Linked DNA regions of Mus musculus: region 2 is linked to region 1. Evidence: chromatin loops called from intact Hi-C (ENCODE). Cell type or tissue: heart. All regions are shown on one strand. Each heading gives the region's core, and the rest is flanking DNA. Links, peaks and the distances in the headings are about the cores only.

Region 1 (8,340 bases), core at 49-8,048:
TTTGAGAGGTGACCCAGCAATAAAGAGGTCCTCTAGCAGAGTACCTGAATTCAATTACTAACATCATGTAGGTTAGCACACAATTGCTTGTAGTTTCAGGTATAAGGAGACCTGATGCCCTTGGCCTCTGTACTTGTGTGCACAGGACCACATACACATAAAAATGAGAAATCCTTAAAGGACAAAAACTGTTGGGGGCTGTTAAGAAAGTTAGTTAAAGACAGCTGCTACCAGGCCTGCTAATCTTGAGTTCCATTCTTGGGTCTCACATGGTGAAAAGAATTGTCTCCTACAAGTTGTCCTCTGACCTTCATATACAGGTATATACACACACAATCAATCAATAAATAATAAATGGATGAATAAATGAACAAAGTATGTATACATATATATATACATATGTATATTACTGGTCAAAGTTAAAACTCAAATGTATTTAGGATATGGATGATAAAATTCCACTGTTAAGTGTCCATCCTAGGTTTCCTTAATGTGTAATTAAACAGTTCTATAAGAATTCATGTTGGGGAAATAGGCAGCCACATTAAACTCTTGACAGTTGTTAACTGAAGTCTTCAGTAAGAGATGGCAGTATGGTATGACCATAGTTGAGATAAACCTGGGATATTTGCAACATTTTGCTTCATTAATGTCCTGAAGTCTAAATCTGGTCCAGACAGATTAAAAGATGCTGTTAGAAGGGGTTTGGATTTTTTTTGTTTGTTTTCCCCAAGATTTTAGAATCATCATATGTTTAAGAACAAGCAGTAGTTTTTGGTACAGCATTGTGATTCACAGCATATCTCAGGTGGCATTGGTATCTGAATACTCTGCCCCTGAAAATTAAAATTCCTACTTTAATATGCCAGTTCTAAAAGCAAAATTTGGTGGGGGCAGTGAGATGGTTCAGTGTGAAGAGACACTTGATGACCTGTTTGAGCTAGACCCCATATGGTGGAAGGAGAGAACCTGATCCCCAAAGCTGCCCTTGACTTCAACATGCATGCTGTGGCATACATGCACGTGTACCACACACTTTAAAATAAGAATATTCTGTCAGGTGGGGGTGGTGTGCCAGCACTCAAGAAGCAGAGACCTGTGAGTTCCAGGACAGTCAGGCTACACACAGTGAACCCTGTCTACAATCAAAGAATATTTAGGCCTCTAACAGTGCTATACTTGGAATCAGAATTTTGTTGCTAATGTGTTCAATTCTGTTTCTTCAACTTTTAACTTATTTTTGTTTTTCTTTTGATTAATTTTGAAATAGAGTTTCAATATGTAGCCCATGCTGACCTAAACTTGAGATCTTCCTGTGTCTGCCTCATTTCAGAAAAACTTTTTGATTTGTTTAGCAAATAAGAATCTAGGCTTAAAAGGCTGAAGTCTGTCCAACTGGTATGATTTGACAGAAAGCCTAACCTGATGTGAGATAAACAGTAGTCTTGCCTCATTAACATAATAGAATGAATGCTAATTGAGGTCCTGGGTTGCTTGCAAAATGTGACCCTGTGCTATGCAAATTATGCTCCCGCAGTCTGCACAAATTTCTATTTTCATTCTTCTTTTATCCTAACTTGTGGATCTTTTACTTTGATCTGTAGCAGGTAAGTCAGTAATTATTGAGTGGGGAGGTTTGGTTTGGTTTGGTTCGGTTCGGTTCGGTTCGGTTTGGTTTTGAGACAAACTTCATATAGCCTGAGCTGGCCTTGAACTGTCTTTGTAGTTGACAGTGTCTTAAAATTCCCAGTCCTCCTTCTATCAGGTGCTATCATGCCTTCTTTATGGGTTTTAGGAGACATTCTGAAAACTGAGCAATGTCACCAGCAAAGCAACACATTGCATTTAATGTGGCAACTGGATAAACTATTAGGATGTAGTTCAGCACCTTTCTTAAAATAGAGAAAGTGTATGTATGTGTAAGTAATGCTACTATAGGTTTAAAACTATGTGGGGGGAGTAGCTCAACTTTCTAATGTTCTATGTGACAGCTTGAATTCACATACTAGCTTAAGCAGGAAGATGGTAAGCAAGCACTTTGGCTTTATACACTTCTGTAATATGGCAGATACATGTGACTATTCTGGTTTTTAAAAGGAGTAGTAACTTGGTAGTATAAGGCAGGTGGATTGCAAGAGTGAGGCCACTGTGTCCAAAAAACAAAGGGGGCAGTAATAGTCACTGTGGATCAGGGTCTAGCCCATCTCACCAAACACGATCCTGGGCAATGTACTGTAATGTTGTAAACAACGTGGGTCTCCACGTGTTGATGAGTTGATGCAGAAAAAACAAAGTTCTTAAGTCAGAAGATGATAATGGGCTGGAGAGATGGATCACTGGTTAAGAACACTTAGTGGGGGGCTGGTGAGATGGCTCAGTGGGTTAGAGCACCCGACTGCTCTTCCAGAGGTCTGGAGTTCAAATCCCAGCAACCACATGGTGGCTCACAACCATCTGTAACAAGATCCGATGCCCTCTTCTGGAGTGTCTGAAGACAGCTACAGTGTACTTACATATAATAAATAAATAAATCTTAAAAAAAAAAAAAGAACACTTAGTGACCTGTCAGGTGGTTCACAACTGCCAATAACTACAGCTCTGGGGGATCTAATGTGCTCTCTTCAAACTCCACAGGTACCTGCACATACGTTACACTCACAAAAACACATAAGAATAAATTCTTTGTAACTTCTAGCTTCTTGTCTTTAGTGACTGACTAAATCTCAGAAAATGGGAGAGGAAAACAAAACACTAAAGGTGAGAGAAAGGGGGAAGAACGGAAAGATGAGAAGGGAAGAGAAAGGAAGAAAATTTGACATGGTGGCTAGTATCTGTAACCTCAGTACTCAGAATGAGGCAGGATTGCCACAAGTTGGAGGACAGGCTGGGTTAGAGTGAGATCCTGTCTCCAAAAGGAAGAAAATGGCTTGCCAGTATGGAGTTTATAACATCCAGTATGTTGAGATGCTCAGAATGAGGCAGAAGGATTGCCACAAGTTAGGAGGACAGCCTGGATTAGAGTTAAAAAGAAAGAAAAGATGGCTTGCCAGTAGAAAGAAAACTAACCCTGAAAGTTGTCTGGTCTCCACACATGCACCATGATCTTTGTGAGCTCAGGTCATCTGCATTTAGAAAAATATTTACTTCAAAAAAGGAAAAAAATAGAAGAGTGAAACAAAGCACAGATTAAAGGAGCATTTGTAGGCAGCTGGTAGGGTCCAATGGACTAACACAAATGATGTGAGTGATCTTAGACAGGAGCCTTAAAGAGAAATAGATCCATCAGTCAAATAAATGGCTTAAAATCTGAGAAAGAGAAAATCTTTCAAGTAGCCACAAGGAGGAGCCACATTCTGAACAAGAGAGGCTTAGACAGGGATGCCAGCCAGGCCAAACAGGGAAACAGATTCCAACAACTGAGAAAAATCTGCCAGTCTGTAATTCCACACCAATTGATTATTTCCTTTAAAATCAAGGCAAATAATATCTTAAAATTCATCACTAGCCTTGTATGGGTGGTGTATTCCTTTTTCCTAGCCCTTAGGAGACTGAAGCAAGTGGATCTCAGTGAGCTTGAAGCCAGTCTGGATTACAGAGCTACAGGTCAGTCAGGGATACATAATAGAGACCCTGTCTCAAAGAAAGGAAGGAAAGAAAACAACAGGACATCCACATGGTAGAAACCAAGGAATTTTCCGGGTAGGAAACAAACCAAATGAATAGGTCAGCATAATGGAATTAAGAACAAAAGGAGTAGGAGTTCCTGAAAGACGTAAATACAAAATGATGCATATAGAAATACATATATAAACATCATTGTATGATCAAAATAGTGATTGAGCCAGATTACACACCTGTAATTCCAGTACTCTAGAATGAGAACGGTGAAAGCAGGGGAGGGGGGCGTTTGCCAGGCTAACTATACTGACCTAGTTCTGGTGTCAACTGGATGCTGATAAGAGTCATCAGAGAGGAAGGAGCCTCTATGAGATCCAGGATTTTCTCAATTAGTGATCAGAATGAAAGGCTCCAGCCCATGGTAGATAGTGCCATCCCTGGGCTAGAGTGGTACTATAAGAAACAGGCTAAGAAAGCCAGTAAACAGAACCCCTCCATGCCTTCTGAGTTTGAGTTCATGTCCTGACTTGCAATGTCTATGATCTGGAAGTATAAGCTAAATCTTGCTTTTTGCATTTCTCGCAGTCATAGAAACCCTGACTAAGATAACAACTAGCTTAAGTTACCTAGAAAGACCATCTCAAAAGGGGGGGGGGGGGTGGCGCTAAAAAGCTGGTTCAGGGGTTAAGTGCAAATATACCAAATGAAATGACAATACTGAATGAAGGAATGTAGAGAAATCACTTTTTAGCCATTGCTAAGTGGATAGTGTCCTGTAGACACCATTCTGAAAAGCTGTGGCAATTCCACCTACCCCCACCCCCACCCCTGCAGACATGACCCTGTATATGTATATGTATGAGTGTAAGTACTTTAATCCCATAAGGATTTAATGAAGTAAAGAAGTAAAAGATAAAGGAGAATTGTCAGATAGAATATAAATTAGAAAGGATAAGGACGAGAACTTAGCCAGGGCTGATTGCTGACACCCCAGTTTTGAGAGGCAGAGGAATTCCGTGTTGAAAGTAAGAACAACAAAGTGGGCCTTGTGAGAAGAGTTTGCCCAGTATCTTAGCCAGTTTAAAGCTCAGAAAACTGAAGGAAAAATGGTTCCTCTATTAGGAAATTAATACCACATGGTCACTGAGAATGAAACAACAATCTGTTACACACGCGTTGGTCTCTCCTTAGGAAAGTCACTGCAGTTAGTAGGGTGCTTGGCAAGCATTCAGTCTAGCAGCCCCAAGAGTTAGGGTACATGTCTGTAAGTCCAGCTCTCAATAGGAAGGAAGGCAGGATGATCAGAAGTTCAAGGAAACTCCCCTGGACTATACAGTGAGTCTGAGGCGAACCTGGGAAACAAGAGTCCTGTCCCCAAAAGTATACAAGATTGTCTTAGCAGTTATTAATCAACTTTCCACCCTCAAAAAGAGTGGGTTCCTTATGTCCATTTTGTTTGGATCTAGGCATAGTTACTGTTTTTAACCTGTACGACATCTCTGTTATGTCATTTGGAATTGTTTTAACTTACTGTCTACACACACAGAGAAGGAGGGAATAAGAGGGAGGGGGGAGAAATATGAAACATACTATAAATAAAGTAAGTAAAGAGGCCCTGGCCACACCAGCTGTCTAGAAGATGCAGAAACTAATTTATCTGCCTGGAAGACCAGAGTCACCCAGAAAGGACACTCTCCAACCTTTTGAGTGGCCTGCAGGATGTGCAGTGTGCTCCAGGTTCCCAGCCTTTGTGAACTGTCACCCATGCTGGCAATGGGCTTTAGTGATACAGTGTCTAAGAGTTATTTCTGCCCCTGTAAGTAACCCTCCTCCATAATCAGCTAAGTAGCTCCAGTAAAACTCATCTGTTCCCCACATTGGACTTTGATGGTCTCCATACTTTGGTCTATCATGGGCTCCTTATCTGGGGGTACTTAGAAGTGTGTATTTTGTCTTCCCAGGAAAAGTTTCATTACACAATTCATACCAGTACCCATAAAAATAGTTGCTTGGTTTTTGTGTCTGCAGTCTATTTAAACTGGAATTTTTGTTTGTTTGTTTCTTAGTTGTTCAGTGCAATTTCTGCACATTAGCAAATTGCTAAATAACAGTGGTTTTAGCAGCATGAGTAGGCATTTACAGATATTTAGGATGCAAATGAAGATACATACCAGCATTTGCCAGGTGTAGTACTCCAGATATGATCTGTGGAGTCTTCTGGAAGGGAAGACTGGTGGAACCCTGCTGATAGGTTTTTTCCCAGTCTTTATTAGCATGTGGGTTCTTAATCCCACCCTCTAATATACAAGTGAGTGCCGAGCAGCCGCTCCAGCGAACCCGGGAAGTCTCATTCCTTCCAAGCCGTAGAAGCCTATCCATTCTCCAAAATGCCTTTGCAAAGGCTTTGTGTGTATCCTCATACTCCCGTCTACTAGTTCTGAAGGTTTTGTATGTGGAAGAGAAGGCCTCTTCTCTGGCTCTGTATTCCTCCCTGAACACCGTGTCAAAGGAATTGATGAGTTGCTTCTGCTCAGCTGTCATTTGGTAGGAAGGATCCTGTATAGACAATTGATGGAGAAGTAAAACCTGAAACTCCTTTGATGCCAGGTCTGCTGCTGCATAACCGTAATGGCTATCAAATAAACCGAAAAAGCACACATTGGCCTTATCACCAAAATCGTTCACGACCGTGAATTTACAGTTCGGCTCCGCTTTCCAGGCTGAATTATTATTGCTACAGATGGCTATACCTTTAATCATCAGATGGTTGCTGTTTGGAGAATACGTAGAAGTCTCGCCAACCTTATCACAAAGTTTGAAGTATGATGGAACTTGTTTCTTCCAAAGAAACTCAAATGCGTAGTTCACATTGTGAAGGACTTTTTCATTGTATGTAGAAGATCTCAAAAGGTTAGAGATTATACACTCTCTATGAAGACTGACCAGTTTGGGCTTTGGTTGCCTCCCTCCCATCCACTGGAAACCCAGCATACTCAGAGCATTGTGATGTTTCTTATGGAGAAAATTCCTAGCTTTGTTCAGTTCTCGGTAGCAGACAGAGCAGGGGAATGTGACCATGTCACCAGAAATCAGCTGCTCAGTGGAATCCTCCAGGTCGATGGAGCGCTTTGGTCTAGGCCTTCTCCTTTTGCCAACCATTTTGCCAATCTTGAGATTCTCATCAGAAGTAAATGTTGAAGTTTTCTCATCCCACACTTTTGATCTCCAAAACACTCTGGGAGAAAGATGAAATGTGTGGTTCAGTGGTTAAGAGCACCTGTTGTGTTTGCATAGGACCCACATGAGGCTCATAACACCAGTAACTCATTCCAGACCTGATGGCCTTTTCTGACCTCTGTCTACCACTGCGTGCACATGCAGACAAAATACTTATACACATAAAATACATTTTAGAATATTTTAAGATGATTCCTGAAAGAAATAGTACACTCTCTTTGCACAGTCTTATTCATGATTTTATAGAAACCTACAGTTGAGTTTTATAAAGCCCCCCAAAAAGGTCCTTAACAAATCACTGATTGTTCCATGTTGGCCTAAGTGAAATTAAGTGCCCAGTCCACAAATTCAGCTAGACATCTGAACAAATACTCAGAGAAATAATATTTTACTCCAGCTATGAAGAAACATTTTATTTTATAAGTGTGTGCGTGCACGTGCAGATGATAGAGGCCAAACGAGAACATTCGATGCCCTCTTCCACCATGCTTCTCCTATTCCTTTGAGGCAGAATCTCTCCTGACACTGAAGACAGAAAAATAGCTGGACTGGGACTTCCTGGCTACCAGCCTCACCAAAAAGAAAAAAGTGAGTTCCAGATCCACCAAGGACCTGCCTCAAAGGATTAAGGCTTAAATGATAGAAGAGAGCCCAGCACACACTCTCATATACAATTTTAACATAAAATCCATTTGTAATTTTTAAATGTTTTCAATATAATTTATAGCCCAAAACAAGGTAGCAATGAGGTTGAGGTTGGCTTTGGCTACATGGTGAGTTTCTGTCTGGGAAAAAGAAAACCAAGAAAACCATAGAGTGTTACCAACTAACCTCCGTTAAACTAGTCAGGTCTCAATCTCAATAATAACGTTTTCTTTTCCATTTTGGTCATTATTGATCCCAGGGCTAGGCAAATGCAGTGTCTCTGAACCATAGCTCCAGCCTGTAATTAACTATTATATGTCTTTACAAATGAATGGATGACTAGAGAGTAGAGGGAGAAAGGAAAAATATTTTCTACAAGCCAGGAGTGATGGGAGCCCAACACACTTATAATCCCAGTACTCAGGAGGCTGAAACAAAATTGAGAGCTTGAGACCAGCTCTGGATATGTACTGAGACCTTGACTTTACCACACACATATCCAAATGTAAACTTTCTGAGAGTCCTAAAACCTATCTACAGGAGTCCCACAGATTGCCCTATAGCCATTACCTGAGCACACTTCCATCTCTTTGTGATGACCCAGGGTCATCCTAACTCTTTTCTACTTAACATATTTATATCATCTGCCAGGTCACAGACATACTTTCTACTAGGGACCCTAAGTGGCCATACTGGGGCTGACACAAGTAGGTGGTTTTCACTACTCTTCCTTGTCAGGAGCCATCCAGAAAAGGCTAAAGGCAAATAAGTTTTCTGGAGATGGCCCACCATTTTTTACATGGCTTATGATGAGTGAACTCTGAGAGGCAAGATCCCAAT
Region 2 (8,340 bases), core at 1-8,000, 180 kb after region 1:
AAGCCAAATGGCAGCACACAAGTTTTGGTGATCTTGACACAGCAACAGAGCACATGGTTTAAATGAGATAGGGTTTTACTATACAGACCTGGCCAGCCTAAAATTAAACTCCCTATGTAGACCAGGCTGGGGTGGGCCCTTACAGAGATCTGAATGCCTGTTTCTCCAGCGCAGGTATTAAAGCTATGAACACCATGCTTGGTCCCCTTTTTTTAATTTCCCCATTTTTCTTTTTGAAGTTCTGTTGTGAGGGAGAAACAAAGAAAAAAAAAAAAAAACCAAACAGATGAAAACCTGACCAAGAGTGGTTTCACCTTGAAGGCCAGAGTTTCTACAGACACTACACCTCTTAACTATAATATAAATATATCACATATAAAATATAAAGATTTACTATAAAACATAGGAACTACTAGAAAATGGTAGTACAAAAGAAACATGCTTTTAAAACTTCTCTTCTTTGTGTATACATTTTTAAAACATTATTTACTTATTTGGGGGGAGGCACGAGGAAGCATGCATAGAGATCAGAGGACAGCTTCTTTTGGTGGGGGGAGAGGGTCAGTTCTCTTTCCAGCACGGCGAGTCCCAATGACTGGACTCAGCTCATCAGGATTGTATCAACCGGCGGCAAACCCAATGATGTCTTTGGCTCCAAATCTTCACTTTTCTTCCACAATTACTTTTGCAGTGCTGAGGACGAATGAACTCAGGACCTTGTACATTCTAAACAAGTATTCCACTTCTGAGCTACAGACTCAGCCCAAGAAAACCTTACACTAAAATATCTCAACCTGCGCATGGCAGCACTTAGATGGCTGAGGCAGGAAGACTTTGGGGCCAGTCTGGTCTACACAGTGAGCTTGAGACCAGCCTGGTCGACATATTGAGATCTTGTCAGAAACAAACAAAGAAACAACGCTAAGCTCTCTACTACTGAAAAACCAACCTTGCGCACTGAAGTACAGGTACAGGATGGCTCACAAGTGATCACATGCATGTGTGACAGAGAAACAAGCAAAGCACCTGATATTAAATGCTAAGTACATATCAGCAACTAACTAGTAACAATACACTTAACGGAAAGTCATCAATAGATGGCATCGAAGGCGCGAGAATAATAGAATTTTTCCCCCTACTGTTTTGAGGCTTATGTCATTAAGTAGTCACTGAACACTGGTTCTTCTAATTTCAGCAAAAACTCTGCGAAGTAGGGGCTGGAGGTATGTATGGCTCAGCAGTTAAGAGTGTGAACAGCTCTTTGGGAGAACCCAAGTCTGGTTTCCAGCACCTATTTCAAGTGGCTCAAAATGCCTGTAACTCCACTCCGATGAGGATCCAATGTCTCTGGCTTCCATGTGCACACACACTCACATACATATACTTGCACATACTCACATACATATATTCACACCACTCACACACACACACACACACACACACACACACACACACACACACAATTAAAAAGGAATTGTTTAAAAACTGGAAAACCATGGGGGAGATTCAGAAACCATTAGGTTTACACTGTACTAACTGAAAAAGGAGGAAAAAAGATTAAGTGTTGAAGGAAAACAATCTTTAAAAAGTAATTGAAATCTTAGAGAAAAGTCATGAAATCATATGTAGGCTTCAAAAATCTCTTCTAGAGATGAGGTCTCATTGTGCAGTTCAGGTTGACCCATAACTTGGGTCTTTCTGAGTTAGCATATTGAGTTCTGGCATCACAAAATCGCAGGTATACATGACACTCAGGAAGAAATAGCACCTTCTAGAAAGACAACTGTCTTCGATAACGTCAATATACACATTATATGTGAGGGCACATATATGTATGTTACTTATTTCTATATAACACCTAATGTTATCCTCTGAACTACACACAGACACACACACAGAGTAAATGGATATAATGAAGTATTTTTTTAAAAAGTGACTCTCCGAAGAATACTTAAGAATATTTTCCATATCTAAATCTATATAAAGCTGAACTGCATATGGCAAAACTACACAGAAAAGTTTTGTACTGAATATACCTGAGTAGTTTCTTCACTTTGTCGGGAAGTTAGCTTCTCTTTCAATGCATACAGCTGACAAGTAAGGTAGTAGCATTCTTTTCTCAGTTGCAGGATGACATCCTGTGCTTCTCTCACTTTGGATTTCTCATTTTCCAAAGCCAAGACTAACAACCTGTTGTTATCTTGGTAATATCTCAGTAGTGTAGCAGTGTTAGCTATAAGATAAAATTTTCAGTTAGTAAGCCTCAACCTAGAAGGTGAAGCAGAGGCTAGAGATATCTCTCAATGGCTAGGAGTGCTTGCTAAGAAACCAATGAGGCCCACAGGTCAAATCCCCTAAAGAGCCAGGTGTGGTCCTGCACACTGGTGACTCTATCTGCTGTGGCAGGACGGAGGGAAGGTAAGGTGTTAAAGGTGTGTGGAGACAGGAGGATCTCTGGGGCTTGACTGGCTGCCACAATAGTTCCTTGTTCAGTGAGAGACCCTTTGCAGGGGAACAGGGCAGAGATTAATAGCAGGACTCCAGAACTTCTACTACAGCAACACCCCACTGTGCTCCACACACAAAGAAACACACACAACACACACAAATGCCACACTTTCAAAGTAAGAATGCTGGAAGAAGACAACACAAAATTCTCTTACTGGGTACTTGGCCCGGTGCAACAATAAAGGACTTGCGTTTCCCAATCCCCGCCAAATTTTTATTCCTTTTTTCTTTCATTCGATTCTTAATGTCTTCAAGGGTATCTTGAAAGGACCTTTTCTGACACCTTTCCTTAGCCATCTTTGTCTTTGAATTAAAAACAAAACAAAAAAAAAAAAAACCAATGAACACTTCTCAGATATTTTTTAAACATAAAATTTAAGAAACATAGGCTGTTCATCAAGAAGGGATTACAAAAGACTAAATTGTAAACTTACTTCAAAAAAAGCAATATTTTGATTTTCTGCTTAGAAATATTAAGTCAGGTGTTGTAGAATAATCCAAGCTACTAAAAAGGCTAAGGCAGGTGGGTCATAGATTTATGCTTGGGCTACATAGTGAAATTCATCTAAAACAAAACAAGAAGAAAAAAGATGTTAGAATCAAGCCATCATAAGAAAAAAAATCCCATAAAATGTCATTCATGCTTTTGCTATAACCTTATCTTCTACTATTTCATAGGAAAGTATTAAATAACTCCAGAAAGTATCAATTATTCATCTTATAGTAAATATTCATTGGAGGCGTACAACATTCTAGGCTCTATGGGAACTTATTATTTTGGGACAGGATATTGCTGTTACCCAGTCTGGTTTTGAACTTAAGAGCTCTCATGTCCTTCCTACCTCAGCCTCCTGAGTAGCTGGGACCACAAATGTATGAGCCATAAGCAGACTTACTTTTCTTACAATGTTTATAGCCAACCTTTAGTGTTTAGGATTACAGTATTAGTTCAGAAGCAATTTATATGTATATCTGGGTTTCTGTTTGGCAGCTTTTCTCTAGTAATTTTGGGGCTGAGAAAACATGTATTCATGTTAATAACAGTAGCGTGCTTCAAGCAAAATAAACTTCCTGGTCTCAAAATTGTAAACTGTTGCCAACCACAATGTGTGCATATAATTGTCACCACAAGAACTATCTTGATTCATCTCCTTTTAGTTAAGTGTTTTCTTGAATCTCTTCTTGAGTATTCTCACCAGGACGTATTTTCCTCCACGCATAATGAAGCCTTAAATTGGTACTGTATATCTTATCTAACCCTTTATTTTTACCAATGTGTATATACGATAGATTGGAGAGGGGAGTTCAACAGAATAAATGCAACGACTTCTTATAAGAATGGGTGGGTCACCATCAAGTTTTAAAAGTTTGCACCGGAGACATCTGAGTGACACACAGAATGAATAACTGATAGAGTTAAAGTTAATTACAGTTTGTTCGCGTGCGCGAGCACAGTGGGATGGAAATCGGGCCTTGTGCGTGCTAGACAGTGCAAGTCGGCGAGAACACCCCTTCCTCCGGCCCCTATCTAAAAAGTTTTTGCTACTTTGATTGAGCAAAAGCCCTGTCGATTTCGGGGTGCTCGCTTTCGCGAGCGGAACGCGTCGTCCGGTCGGAGAGATACCTCCAGTCCCGCCGCCCGTACCGCTCCGTACCTCGGCCACTCAGGTCCGGACGAGCAGATGCAACCTCCCGCTCCGCCGCGCTCCGCAGCTACCGCCGCCACATTCGAAATTCTGCGTTACGCGTATCCATTGGCTGGCCGGACACCATCACGTGACACTCCGGCCCGCCCTTCTCCGTAGACGCAGCGCCCGGCCCCGGGGAATGGCATCACGTGGCGCGCCTGCGCACGCGCAGCTGTGGCTGGGGTGGGGTAGAGGGGGTGGAGTCAGGCTGGAATTGAGGCCTTGGCTCGGCGTCCGCCTTCCCACAGCCTAGAGATCTAGCGACTTTGAGACTGGGTCTTGTCTGGGTGCGTCCCTGACTTCCGGTTAGACCTGGGGTGTTGACGCAGGCCTGAGAGCCCAGCTCTCAGAAGGCTGAGGCAGGAGAATGACGAGTTCGAGTTGAAGCCTGAGTTGGAGCACGAAAGATCCAAACAGATCCTGGCGTGGCTTGTCAGGGCGCCCAAGGCCGCGCAGCTCTTGTGCTCCGGGGCGCGCCCGTGTGGCAAACGTCCATCCAGCACGTTTAGCGCAGGCTCAGCGAAAGGACTGATGTGAGAGACTGGGCTCTCCAGGTTCAGCCCGCTGGCGAGATCTGCGGGTGGGCCTGGCTGATTCAAGAAGAAACGCCAAGTGACAGCCCGATCCTGTCCTGTGCATTTACGGAAGAGATTTACAACCGGCTGCGCTCACCTCAGAAGTCATTGTAGTGCAGCAGCCGTGACTGAATTAGAAGGTCATCTTGTGGGATCCGTTTTTTAAAGTGCTTTCCCGGGAACAATCTAAACTTCTTTATCAGTTCCTGATAATAGTCAAGGAATTGGGTTTAGTCATGCTGAGAAAAGTTCGGCACGCTTACACATCAGGCAGCGTTACTGGGTAGTTCTGAAGGCACACAAAGAAAATGGGAAGGGGAAGGTGGCAGCAGGGAGCCCTACCACAAGACATTTGGAGCCTCCACAGTTGAGTGATTGCTTCATAAGTCATATCCTTGGCAGATGTCTTGTGCCATAAGGTAGATAGATATACGTAGCCAATATAACAAGTTATATTTTACTATGCTGGTCATCACACAAGGTTCACACTCTTAATTTCTTACCTAGGGTCCTAAGATTATCGTTCCACGGCTGCTCATTTATGGCTCTCTTCTTTGTTTTCTGTTTGTTTTTGTTTTTGAGACAGGGTCTTCTTGTAGCCCAGGATGACCTCTAACTCCTTACGCTGTAGAGAAGTCTCTCTGTGTACCTTTGACTGTCTTGGAACTCACTATATATTTGAGGTTGGCCTCAAATGCAAACAGATCCACCTGCTTCTGTCTCTTGAATGCTAGATTAAATGTGTGTACCACCATGTCCATCTCCTAAAAAAGTTTGGTTTTGGTCTGTTTATTTGGCATTCAAAAAACAAAACAAAGCAAAACAAAACAACGGGTTAAGGCAGGTTTTTTACACAGCCTAAGCAGACTTCAAATTCGTGATATTTCTGCGATGACCAGGAACACACAGAGATATGCTAGTCTTGGCCTCCCAAGTGCTGACATTAAAAAAAATTTTTTAAAAAAGATTCCTTTGGAAATGTGGATATGATCCAGATATCAAAAGCTTTTGCTGCTCTTGCAGAGGACCTGAGTTCAGTTCTGAGCACCCATGTCAGGCAGCTCACAACCACCTCTGACTTCAGCTCCAGATTTGATGCCCTCTTCATGGGCACCTGTGTACAGCATGTGGCATACGTGATCAAAGAGAACACATACATATATACAAAAATAAGAATTAAAAAACCCTTTGAAAGATTCTTTAATACTTACCATGTCATGTGCTGTGTATTAATTTGAATAGCATACAAATGTTAGAAACTTGGTGACCAAAAGTTTTAAGGAATTTGTCAGAACCAAAATGCAGCAAACTATCACATCATTTTGGTACCCACTTATATTGGCTTAGTCTTTTCCTTTGTTGAGCAGTCCCAAGCTGTGGAGAACCTATATAAGTGTACAGTAGACAGACAGGCTGGGGAAAGTCCTACTTTTTAGATTGCTTGTAGCTTTCATCTGCATGTTTTAGAAATGTATCTTAACCACTTGAAATAACTTATTAAACCTCAGAATCCTTGCTGTATACTTCTATTTTAGAGGGTTGAATTTCTCAGCCTAGTGCCAAGAATGTAAGTATTTAATTGAATTTACTGCCTGTGGCAGTTTGGATATGCTTGGGCTATGGGAAATGGCACTATGAGGAGGCCTTGTTGGAGGGAGTGTGTCACTCTTTAGGCAGGCTTTGAGGGCTCCCAGGCTTAATTGAATGCTGCTGAAACAGTCTCTTTCTTTCTGTCTTCAGATCAAAATGTAGACCTCTCATCTCCTCCTAAACCATGTCTATCTGCAGGCTGCCATGCTTCCTGCCATGATGATAATGAACTGAACCCCTGAAACTGTAAGCCAGCTCCAATTAAATGCTGTCCTTTATAAGAGTTGCCTTGGTCATGGTGTCTCTTCACCATAGAAACCCTAACTAAGATGCTGGCCGTGCTGGCGTTTTGTTTGTTTGTTTTTGAGACAGCGTCTCATTATGTAGCTTTGGCTGGCTTGGACATAGGTATGTGGATCAGACTGACCTAGAACTCATACAACCTACTGTCTTTGCCTCCTAAGTGTGTGTTTAAGGTATGAGCCACTACACTGCATTCCTATTTTGGCATATTAAATCTCCCCTGTAGGCTCATGGGTTTGAACACTTTATCTCTACATGGTAACGCTGTTTCGGGTGGTTGTAAAACCTTAGGCTATGAGACACAGCTGGAGGAGGTGGGAGGGTTGGGGATGACTGCTTTGGGCCTAGGCTCTCTCTGCTCTGCTCAGTGGCATGTACAAGCATTTACTGCACACTCCCACTGCCACACATCTAGTCTGTCATCCTGCCTTTCCTGCCATGATGGACTTACAACTCCTGAACCATCTCTCCTCCCTTAAGTTGCTTCTGTCATGTATTTCATCACAGCAACATAAACACATGTAACGTAAGCGCATGCTCTGCTCTGTGCCAGGGCGTTCTATGTATTGCTTTATTTATTTTTTATCTTTTTTTTTTTTCCAGAGCTGAGGACCGAACCCAGGGCCTTGCGCTTGCTAGGCAAGTGCTCTACCTCTGAGCTAAATCCCCAACCCCTTATTTATTTTTTTAAATCATAATAAGTCTATGGTGTTTATTGTTAAAAACTGTGTACTTACTCAACATGATATAGAGATATTCATACACAAATAGGTGTATTTGTGTGTTTCTTTAACTTGGATGAGTGTTTGCTTGCATGTGTGCATGCACATTATGTCTACTACCTGTGGAGTCAGGAGAAAACAGCAACCTCTGGGAACTGGACTTACAGATGTGGGTGCTAGAAAACTGAACTGAAGTTCTTTGCAAGACAACAAGTGCTCTTTACTGCTGATCCTTCACTCTAGACTCAGTAGATTTTTTTAAAATTTGGTATATATATATTTTTTTTTTTCCCGGAGAGATAGGGACAGATATACAGATAGACAGAGACAGAGATAGGAGTTGGGAGGATGAAGATGTAGGGAGGGTCTGGGAGGACTTGGGGGAGAGGAAACCATGATTAGATTATGTTGGATGAAAAAATTGTTTTAATGAAAAGAAAAAGAAAAGGTATACTCTAAAAATGGTGTTTAGGCTTGTTTTGGTTAACAATGCAGATAATTGGTAATCTAAAGATCTGCTTTTTTTTTTTTTTTTAATTTACTTTGCAGTTGCATTTTTTTTTTTTTTCCAAGACAGGGTTTCTCTATGTAGGCTGTCCTGGAACTCATGCTGTAGACCAGGCTGGCCTGGGGCTGCATTTTTATATAACACACAATATGAGCTTATCATTTTCATCTCCTCTATTGCTTTCTTTTCTCTCCCTGCCTCCTTGATTTTATACTTTTCCAATCCTTGAATAGTCAGTTTTTTTACTTTGATGTCCCCTGTACCACTCTAAATTCTACATAGGAGTAAAAACCCATACAATATTGTCTTTTAGAGTGTGTCATATTTCTCTTAGCATGGTGGTGTCCAGTTCCATCTGTTTTCCTGCAGTGATATCACTTTGTTCTTTGTAGTTGAATAAATCTCTGTTGTTTCTGTTTGATCTACTCACCTACTGATGGACATTG

The links. A loop is a pair of places that touch in the nucleus more often than their neighbours do. Peaks named below come from ENCODE experiments on the same cell type or tissue, not always from the same donor. Only the 100,000 strongest peaks of a DNase experiment are listed, where the experiment ranks them.
Region 2: a loop joins it to region 1, with 5 times the contacts of the local background. A loop is called at or near these places in 14 of 42 quality-filtered maps.

Annotation. Positions count from the first base shown.
Region 1 is chr17:53,509,152-53,517,491 of GRCm38, forward strand. It overlaps Pp2d1 (protein phosphatase 2C-like domain containing 1), which reads right to left. Exons shown (of 3, transcript NM_173449.3): 2 at 5,790-6,853. Among named protein-coding and RNA genes, the nearest start is that of Pp2d1, 26 kb to the right of the region's middle. In heart, for the core only: a CTCF peak has its summit at 3,340 (motif pointing right); no DNase peak of the experiment used is centred there.
Region 2 is chr17:53,685,048-53,693,387 of GRCm38, forward strand. Sgo1 (shugoshin 1) reads right to left here and starts at 4,268. Exons shown (of 9, transcript NM_028232.2): 1 at 4,164-4,268; 2 at 2,943-3,073; 3 at 2,664-2,811; 4 at 2,037-2,233. The coding sequence starts at 2,805. It also overlaps the pseudogene Gm31532. In heart, for the core only: a CTCF peak has its summit at 4,682; a DNase peak (open chromatin) is centred at 4,424; H3K4me3 peaks cover 2,420 bases; H3K27ac peaks cover 2,608 bases.